2 separate regions of the Mus musculus genome follow, and region 1 is linked to region 2. Evidence: chromatin loops called from intact Hi-C (ENCODE). Cell type or tissue: gastrocnemius. All regions are shown on one strand. Region 1 overlaps Dock11 (dedicator of cytokinesis 11). Region 2 holds the start of Dock11 (dedicator of cytokinesis 11).

What was found. Peaks named below come from ENCODE experiments on the same cell type or tissue, not always from the same donor. Only the 100,000 strongest peaks of a DNase experiment are listed, where the experiment ranks them.
Region 1: a loop joins it to region 2, with 3 times the contacts of the local background. A loop is called at or near these places in 21 of 42 quality-filtered maps.

Annotation. Positions count from the first base shown.
Region 1 is chrX:35,995,047-36,000,046 of GRCm38, forward strand. All of the region lies in intron 23 of Dock11 (dedicator of cytokinesis 11), which reads left to right. Among named protein-coding and RNA genes, the nearest start is that of Gm32904, 30 kb to the right of the region's middle. In gastrocnemius, a CTCF peak has its summit at 2,122 (motif pointing left); a DNase peak (open chromatin) is centred at 2,153.
Region 2 is chrX:35,886,422-35,891,421 of GRCm38, forward strand. Dock11 (dedicator of cytokinesis 11) reads left to right here and starts at 2,411. Exons shown (of 53, transcript NM_001009947.3): 1 at 2,411-2,611. The coding sequence starts at 2,510. In gastrocnemius, no CTCF peak of the experiment used is centred here; DNase peaks (open chromatin) are centred at 2,270, 2,898, 3,133 and 3,461; H3K4me3 peaks cover 2,639 bases; H3K27ac peaks cover 1,924 bases.

The sequences.
Region 1 (5,000 bases), 110 kb after region 2:
GGATTGTGGGGTGCATCCTAGGACCTGCCTGGCCGCAGTTGTTTCTTTCCATGACTTTGTTAGTGAGCTTGGCCGTGGAGAATATGAGGCACTTTTATTTGAAGACTACAGGATCTCCCTTTACCCATTGGCTGCTGCCTAACAGTAATCTAAGGAACCCTGCCTTGCCGAGAGCCAGTGTGCTGTGACATAGAGCCGATGGGTCTGAAATCATAATCGGATTTTGCGCTGCAGCTCTGTCATTCACTAGGCCTGTAATTAACCTTTACCAAGTCACGGCACTTCTCTCAGCCGGCACATGGGGATAAGAGTAATTAATGCCCACTGCTTGTGAGGCTTGACGAAGACACCTCATCTTCTGGGTCCGGATTGTTCATGACACACTAACTTCGGAGTGCTTCCTGGGAAGCCCACATCAGGGATCTAAGCAAAGAAAACAGAATCTTACTAAAGACCTTCATGTGTTGTGGAGGGAATGAACACAGAAACGAGCAAGTAAAGATGCCACCTCAGATGATTATAGATGCTATATAGAGAGCAGTTCTTAACCTGTGAGCTGCGACCCCTTGGGGGGGGGGGTGTTCCACATCAGATACCCTGCATATCAGATATTAACATTACGATTCATAACAGTAGCAAAATTACAGTTAATGAAGTAGCAACAAAAACAATTTTCAGGCTGCGGATCACCACAGCATGAGGAACTGTATTAAAGGGTCACAGCATTAGGAAGGTTGAGAGCCGCTGCTATAGGGAGACAGGAATGTGGTAGATTTTCTGTCTTACTAGAGAGGATGCCTCTGGCAAAGTGATATTTGACCAGCTACTTAAAGGACGAGGGCAGCCGAGTGTCTGGCTGGGGAAGAGCTGGGAACAGTTAGTACAGAGACCCCGAGGAGCTTGGTTTGATGTATTGTGGAGGAGGAAGGACTGTGATATGGCTGCTGGTATGAGGTTGGGAAGGCATGCCCTCAGGGTATCTGGGGAGCCTCTGAGGCTAGTGAGGAGAGGTTTGTTGTTGTTGTTGTTGTTGTTGTTGTTGTTGCAAGTCAAATAGCAAGTCTTGCAGGAGTTGGACAGAGAGAGGCATAATGTGCCTTTGATTCTTGTGCTGTTTTGAGGGGTATTAAACCCAGGACCTCATGCTTGCCAGGTACTTAAACACCCTACCATGCAGCTACGGCCTCCCTTTCTGGCATTTTGTATATGTGTACGTTCGTGTGTGGGGGTACCTGTGTGTGTAAGCATGAGTGTGCAACATGTATGTACATGGATGTGAAGGCCAGAGGTCCATCTTAGGTTCTGTTTCTCCGGAGCTGTCTACCTTGGTTTTGAAGACAGACTCTCTCACTGGCCTTGAGCCCACCAAGGAGACTAGTGCAGGCCAGCAAGCCCCAGGGATCTGCCTGTGGCTGCATCTTCTCTACCCGTGGAATCACAAGCCGGCAACACCATACTCAGATTTTTAATGCTCGTGCTAGAGATCAAAATCAGGTCTTCATGCTTGACTGGCAAGCACCTTACCCGCTGAGCTATCTCCTCGGACCTGTATTTTATTTTTCTAAAGATATTTTTGTTAAGTTGCCCAGGTTGGTCTTTAACTCACTATATAGCCCAGGTAGGCTGTGAACTGCCAGTAGTCCTGCTTTACCCTCCCAAACTGCACTGAACCAGACTGGACTGCGGCTATAAATCAGAGCTACTAGGTCAGGCTTGACTTTAGTTTTTATAGTACTATTTTATAGTACTATTCTGCCTACCGCATTAAAAAAATGTTTAATTTTCATTCAAGAGAGACAGTCAATCAGTAGTGACTCTGGGCCTTAGCATTAAGGACTATAATAGTAATGTAACTTTCCTTTTTTTTCTAATTTTTTATTGTCATGTAAGTTTCAAATCCAGTTCGTAGTACTATCTAGGAATACTGCAGCTATATGGATGGACAGTTTATCTGTTAAACTCATTGATCATCCTTTGGAGGGATCTCTGTGAGAATTTTCACAGAGTGGTGTTAGATACATCATTTTCAAATACTGGTATTCTTCAAATGGAACAAAATGTATTTGTTTTTGAGGGTGTGGAATGACAAGAGTTATACAATGCACATACGCCCTCTGGTGGCCATAAGTGAAATAGCATGCAATTGCAGAAATAGTGCAGAAAAGGGTTATACAGAAGTATCTTTTTGAGGATGAGAAGTCTTAAGTAAAGGTGATTTGTCCACAGAGGTCCAGCTACTTGTTAGCTGAGCCGAGCCTGTGACACATCTCTTGATGCCTAGTCCTATGAGCATCCCAGTCAACTTTTTTATCTGTTATCCCTGTAAATGGCAGTTGAGCTTTGTTATGTATGTAGTTCCTATAGAGCTTGCATAGAGGATGACTTAGAGACATTGTCAGCATGGATATTACAGCCTAAGCAATGACAGTGCAGAAAGTAAGTTAGCTAGCAACTTCTTCATAATGCAGAGAACTGTTGGAAGACAGATGTGATTAAATGTTACATGTTTGATACAGAGTTGCAGGTATTAAAGATTCAGATCATTGAGAAGCCCATGTAGAGCAAGGACTCCTATTTTTGCCTTGCCGTCTGTTGCCTTAATCATTTATTCAGCTATTCACCAAAGATTTATTAAGCATCTTATATGGGCAAGGTATTGTTCTGGATGCTGGGAATGTCACTGGGGGAAATGTGGACCGAACTAGTTTTGTGTGGGTAGGAAGATTATAAACTTTAGGGGAAAAAATGAGTGCTGTGAAAAAAAAAAGAACAGGTTAATGAGAACATTCTAGGAGAGGCTTGTCTGTGGAAATGCCAATTTCAGGTTAAAGAGTAACCGAAGGAAGGCTGACAGCCATAGGTGAGACGAGATTGTTACAGTGAGTGTGTGTGCCCTAAACCTGCGTGTTTGCAGGGAGGCAAAAGATAGCATAGCTGGAACACAGGGAGTTGGGGAGGGGGGCCCCGAGGCTGCTTGGAACTCAGCCTGACAATTGTATGGGTCGTGGAGGCCCATGATGTCCTTTGTAGTGATTTTGTTTGATTTGTGTTTAACAAGGGCAAGATGGCATTAACTAATTTGCATGTCAAAAGGACACTCTGGCTACTGTTGAGAATAAATTATAGAAGATAATAGCTATCTAGTGGTAGCAGGGAGCTCCATCCTGCATGGGATGCACATCTGCCTTGTCTGCCTGGTATTTCCCTTCTGCTTAGCTCACATTTGCTTGTGGCTCTATTGCCACTTCTTTTGTACATGTGGTGCACATACCTGTCCTACTATTTGCTATTTGTACTGCAGTGATTTAGTTCCATGGTTTTGCCCTTTCAACAGTGAACTCTCTAATGGTAGGAGCTGTGTACACATTGTTTGGTTTGCTCTCTGTTGTTTGGCTATTAGAAATAAATCCAGTACGGCTCCATTGGATGAGAAGGAGAAATGGGTTCACTGACATGCGGATTTGAATTGGCCCTGGATGAGTAATTGGGAATTGGCTAAAACCTGTGAACAAAACAAAATGAAGGAAAGCATATGGTATATTTAAAGAGCAATGGTGATGCTAGTTTGGCTTTCTAAAGAACAATAGTCAATTTAAAGATTCAAAAATGCAGGCTAGGTCTTCAGTATGTTCAACTTAATTCCATAGCTCAGGATTCCTCAAGTTCAGCACTAGTGACATTTAGGAGAAGATAGTTCTTTGTTGTAGAATGTTTAGCAAAACTCTAGGCCTCTACCTAGTAGAAATTGGTAGCACATGCATGCATGCACAAGCTGTGAGAGCCAAAAATAGCCCCAAACATCGCTAATCTCTCACAGAGACCATGTGACCCCTGGATGAGGACCACTATTCACAGTAACAGGAAGACATCGTATTCTAGATGGCTGAGGATGTAGATCAATAGGAAAGTGCTTTCTTAGCATGTGGGAATCTGTCACATCTTCAGCACTAATAGAAAAAAGAAGATGAAAACCATTTTGGTAGAAAGTAGTCTAATGTAATCCGCATCCATGGTGGGTGGGCATCAATTTGGAAATATGTACTGGTTACATTGAGAATGGGGAGAAACTATAGATGTTCTAGAAAAATGTCAAGGGGATATCCTGAAAGGGGCAGCAGAAAAGATGACTGTGTAGAGATGTAAAAAATTTCTCAGCAAAGTTAGATTTTTCTTTTTGCTTGGCTCATGGAGTGATGGAACGAGTGAACTATGGAAAGAAGAAAGGAATGTAGCAAGAAGGACTGTAACATTTCTATGTATACATGAATATATAATATATATCAGCACTACATTTAGATGTTTGTAATACCATTATTAGAGTCAGAGTGTAAGCATGTGGAATAAATATATTCAAAGAATGTTGAGGACTGGCCAGATGACCCAATGGGTAAAGGTGACAAGCCTGACCATCTGAGTTTGATTTCTAGGACCCATGTAATAGAAGAGAGAACTAATTCTTGCAAGTTGTCATCTGATCACACACATGCACATAGGCTTCCACATGCATGTATATGTATGGTCACACAGACACACACACACACAAAGTAAGTAAAACATAAAAGCTTTAAAAGAATGTTAAAATATAAAACTATCTCAGTTTGATAGATGCTGTGGGATAAGGCAAATTATGTACAGACATGTTCTTTACTGAAGCTCACTTAACTTACCATCAGGCTGGCTGGAGGCTAAGACTGTCTTAGAAAACATATAGAATGCATGACCTGAAGGCAGATCTTCCAGCCCCCAGCCCACAATGAGTATAGATTTACCAAAGGCCAGTTGTCTTCGTACCAAGCCCATAAATAAATTGTACTTGATATCTTGAGTTAGGCATTCATGTCTAATTAACTTGCAGAATCCAAATAGCAAAAGAATGGGGTGGATTGAGTCCTTAGCCAGTCTCTTGTCTTGAAAGTGCACATTTCAACAAGCATATAGTCAAGCCAGTATATCGCTCATTACTTAATTTTCTTATTGTTTCACATTTGCAAATTAGATCA
Region 2 (5,000 bases):
ACTCACTTTGTAGACCAGGCTGGCCTCGAACTCAGAAATCCACCTGCCTCTGCCTCCCAAGTGCTGGGATTAAAGGCTTGCACCACCACTGCCCTTGCTTCTTGCTTCTACTTTCCACTCATGAGACACCTCCCCACCCCCTTAATTCACATATAAGGACAACTGTATCCTAATTTTACATGGCCTTGGGAGCTCTCAGAAGAGGTATAGGATATAAGTAAGGAAGGGGATTCATCTACTTTGCTGCCTTGTGTTAAGCTATCATCCCTGAAGGGTGCAGACCTTTCAATGTTACTGCTTTCATGTCAGCCATTAACATCTCATGTATTGCTTTGTAAGTAAGTCTAATAAGGTCCTTGTTCCCCCAGGTGAATTTTGGAGGAACTGTACCTTTGAGGGTCATTGGGACTTTAGCAGGAGGGATAGATGTTGTTTACATCTTGCCCAAGGAAGGAATTTTAGCAATAGTGTGTAAATGTTTTGCCTGAATGTGTGTATGTGTACCACATGTGTGCCTTGCGCCTGAAGAGGTTAGAAACACTGGAGTGATCTCCCTGTAACTGTACTTTGGGGTCGTTGTGAGCCACAATACAGGTGCTGGGAACTGAACCCATGGCTTCTGCAAGAGCAATGAGTGCTCTTGACCTCTAAGCCATCTCTTTATTCTCAGAGGGGACTGGACTCTGCTCCATGATCTGAACATTGAACCTATAGACTGGGAAATAAACACCTTCTCTTTCTGTCAAGGTGGAGAACTTACCCAGGAGTCCTCTTGGTCTGCTGTCTTACACCTATTGCCCCAAACTGAGTAGGATTCTATGCCATCGTACAGTAGAGAGTTGAACATGGGTTAATATTCACCAATTATGATTCATCAGTACCTAGAGCACTACCTTTCTTTCCTAAGCCCTGTGCCTCTGCCTTGTACCTGAAGCAGTGAATCTGGAGTTAGCAAGGGAAAACATGCTAGAGTATTCTGGAGGTCAACAACTAGGAGCCAGACACACAAATATTCACCATTCATTGAACACATAGCATGAATTTGTGCTGATCCACCTGCAGGTAACAGTTTCCACCCCGACCCCCAACACACACACACACACACACACACACACACACACACACACACAGAGTGAGGTCAACATGCAGGATAATGCCTGTCCCTTAGAGCCCTTCCATGTCCCAGGTCCTGGAGGAACCCTCCATCTGTGCCTTATCAGGATCAATGAGAAGGTGGCCAAATGGGCTTGCTGCTAGGAGACTTGGTCTTTTCTGGGTTCCTGGAGTCCATTCCCATGCTCTTGTTTCCATAACAAAGTCCTTGTGTAGGTGTGTGACTGTGTGCTCTTTGAAGGCCTGAGAAGTGTGGAAAGTGCCATTTGGGCACCGGTAGAAATCCTCAAAAAGGATTAGACCCCTGGTGATGGGCCATTTCAAACTTAAAACAAAACAAAAAAAAATGAAGTGGGGCCTTTCATTTCAGAATTAAGGCCTTGTTTGTGTCTAAGCATGCATGCTTTACACCTAGTCAGATGTTCTGGGGAAATTAAGGAAAGGGTGAGATGGTTGCAGAGCACAGGTAAAAGCTAGAGGATTGATAGGTCCTCCAAAAGCCTTCCCAGTGAGCACTAGGGCCACTCCTTCTGGAATCACTGCAGAACCACACAATTCATCAAAGGCTCTGGGGTCTCTCACCACCCAGCTATCCCTGCCTGGGTAAGACTCACTTCTAGAAGCCTGTCCCCTGGTTGCCCTATGAAGTGGATGCCTGGGTGGGGAAATGAAGGGGGTTGGGTACAGACCCAGACAAGTCTTTCCTGCAGCAAACCCGCTCTTCCTTCCTTTGACATAGGGCAGACCCAACCAGGCTGAGTACACAATAGGAGCATGCTGCTTCCATGTTGTTTCCCAGCCTCTAGCCGCCTGGGACCCAGGGGCTTGCAGGTTGGGGGCAAGTGAGATTTTTCCCACCGCCTCACTGCTCCTGAAGTCTTAAGGGAGGCAGAGGTCTCTGGAGGCCCCAGCACACCCTAGTCTTGGAGACATTTCATCACCCACCTCTGACCCCCTCCCGCGCCATACACTCGGAAAAAGAAGCAGCCTCATCTCGCCTCCCGGATGCGGCTGCACCAGCAACATCAGCTGCGGGCGGAGCCCGGGTGCTTGCCACTTCCCCCTCTTCCCGCGTGACCCTCGCCCCCACCTCCAGCACTCCCTCCCCCTCCAGGAGACACACCCTCCTTCTTAGGCCACTCAGGTCGGGGCCCTTGGTGAGAGGGAGCAGCCGCCGCCGCCCGGCAGGACCCAGAGCCTGCAAAAGCTAGAGCAAAAAGGAGGGAAAGAGGGAGGAGCGGCGCGCGGGAGGAGGAGCCGCGGGAGCTGGGCGCGGGGCGGCGAGCTGAGATGTGGCCGGCCCGTCGGCGTGTAAACACAGGCAGCAGCAGCAGCAGCGGCCGCCCGGGCCCGGGGCACTGAGCGCTCCCGCCGAGACCTGCCCGCCACCTCTGCCATGGCCGAAGTGCGCAAATTCACCAAGCGGCTGAGCAAGCCAGGCACGGCAGCCGAGCTCCGCCAGAGCGTGTCGGAGGCCGTGCGGGGCTCCGTGGTGCTGGTGAGTGGTCGAGCGACGGGGAGTCCCGGGGGGGGGGGGGTTCGCTCACACCGGGAGCAGCGCGGTGGCTTCCCGCGCGCGCGCTGGAGACCACGGGCAGGATGGGCGCAGCTGCGGTCGAGCGCTAGGAGCTCTCTTTTTCCTCTGTTCTACTTAAGTTTTCGCTCTGGCAACCGGCTGCCTGGGGGTGGGAGTCTCAGGCGCCACGGGACAGCGCTCTGGCTACCCCACCAGCTTGCGCTGGGCTGGAAGCTGAATGGCACAGCGGGTTTCACAGAGCTGCGGCCGGAGAGTGGGTCTCCACCCCAGCGGGGGCGGCTGAAAGCTTCAGATCGCACCTCCCGCTCCCCCGGACCCCCGCACAAAGAGCTGGAGATTAGGGCACGAGGAGATCCGGATCCCTTTAAGAGGGCACCTGGGGCAGCCTAGGCGGAAGGATGCGATGAGCACAGATATACTTGAGTGCGGATACACATCGGGTACACGCGCGCACACACACACACTCACTTACACACACAAAAAACCCCACCCAAAAGCCCAGGGCGCCCAAGCTCTGGCGGGCGATGTGGACAGAGGAAGCATAGCGACTTCCTCCTGCTACTGGGGAGAGGGAGGGTGGTGATGGGTGTTGAGGGGTACTGCCAACTAAGACAGAGGGAGAGGATTGGAAACAACGGGGGTGGGTCTGCGCCTGAGTGGGTTTTGAGTCTGTATCCTCTGGGAGAGGATGGTTCTTAAGACTTGTGAGCGATTGGAGGCAAGAGGATGTGGGAAGGACTGGATGTTGCTGTGTAAGGATGAAGACCCTAGAACCAGACGCCTACGTAGACTATTGGGGATGTCTTGGCGGCGGGTAGAGCTGGGGGATGGGGATTGGAGAGTGTTCTGACACCCCCCTCGGGGAACCACCCCTCCCCCGCACGCCAGCGCACCCTCATCAGTCCTGTTCAGATGGTCTAAATCTGGAGGGAAGCCTTGGATGGTAAGGGGCACTTGCTCCTTTGCTTTTAAAGGCTCCCATTGCCAATTTTTTGGACTAGGGACCAAACCTTAAATAAGCAGTGGGACTAAATCATTAGCGTGCTTTTTTGTTACTTTGTTTTGCAGGAGATTTGCTGGCTTTTGTCTCTTTCCACTCCTATATTATTTCATGTCATTCGCTGTGTTTAAATCTCCGCACTTAAGAGAGAGCTTTTTGTTAGCACAACTTATCCTGGGAAGGGAACCTCGCAGCTTTTCCCTGTAATTTTTATGTTGATCTTGTAGAATCGGCAATAAAACCAACATTAAAGCAAGGCAAGGGGCCTGATCCTAACAGTGGGGAAAGTTGACATTAGTGGGAATTCTGGAAGAGGATCAAAGGTAAAATATGTACCTTTGAGATAAAAATCGGATTTCTAATAGCTGCAACTGTGCAGAGCCAAGGGACTTTAAAGAAATGTCTTTATCATGGCTGGACCCTTGAAGTTTAATCCTGCTGCTTGGTGAGGCTAAACCCAGACCTTTAATGTTGTCTTAATGGATTTGGCTTATTGTATATTTCACCCAGATTTGGAGCCAGAACCTGTTGAGGTCAGATCAGAACCTCACTTGTCATCAGGGCCATTTGAGAGAGGACCACAAGCTGTGTGCAAGGCATTTTATACCAGGTTGTCATCTTCAGTGGTTATTAGCAAGTGATCCAGACAGCCTAGCACAAGGATGGCTTTTCTAAAATCATAAAGCAAACCTTCTCTGAGGAGTGGCTGGCCACCTACCATAGCATGTGAAGAGAGAGGGAAGATGGACAGATGGTATCAAGAAAATATATGAGGCACAGACAACCTCTGCTGGGATTTGACCAGCATTTGACCTGCCTCCCTCAACAGTAAAAAGTTATTATTCTTTCTGAAGTTTTAGGCTTTGAAAAGATCAGTTTTGAGACATGGTCTCACTCTGTAGCCCAGGCTAGAACTTTGGTTTTGTACTTGGTGTTAGTCCTCCTGCTTCAGCTTACTGGATGCTAGGACTACAGACATGTGCCACCTATAATTTTTGTGCAGCACAGGTGCAGTGGCTTCTTTCTACCTCTTCATTCTTGGCAGTGCTGGAAAAAAAAAATCTATTAATAGAGAAAGACTCTTGGAGCTACAGCCCGTGGCCGGGGTTTCCTGGTTAGCTGACCTTACTTAGGTTCTTTTTTTTTTTTTTTTTTTTTTTTTTTTTTTAGCTTTTATGCAAGGGAATGTAGAGGAGTGAAATCTACTCATTTCTGTGGTATGTGATGTGTATTAAGACTTGAGGGGAGGGCGAGTTGAATGAGAAGTTTCTTGTGCTCTAAATCAATCCATTGAGCCCTTACACTGTGTAAGACATGATGTTAGGTGCTTTAGGACCTTTTATTCATTTA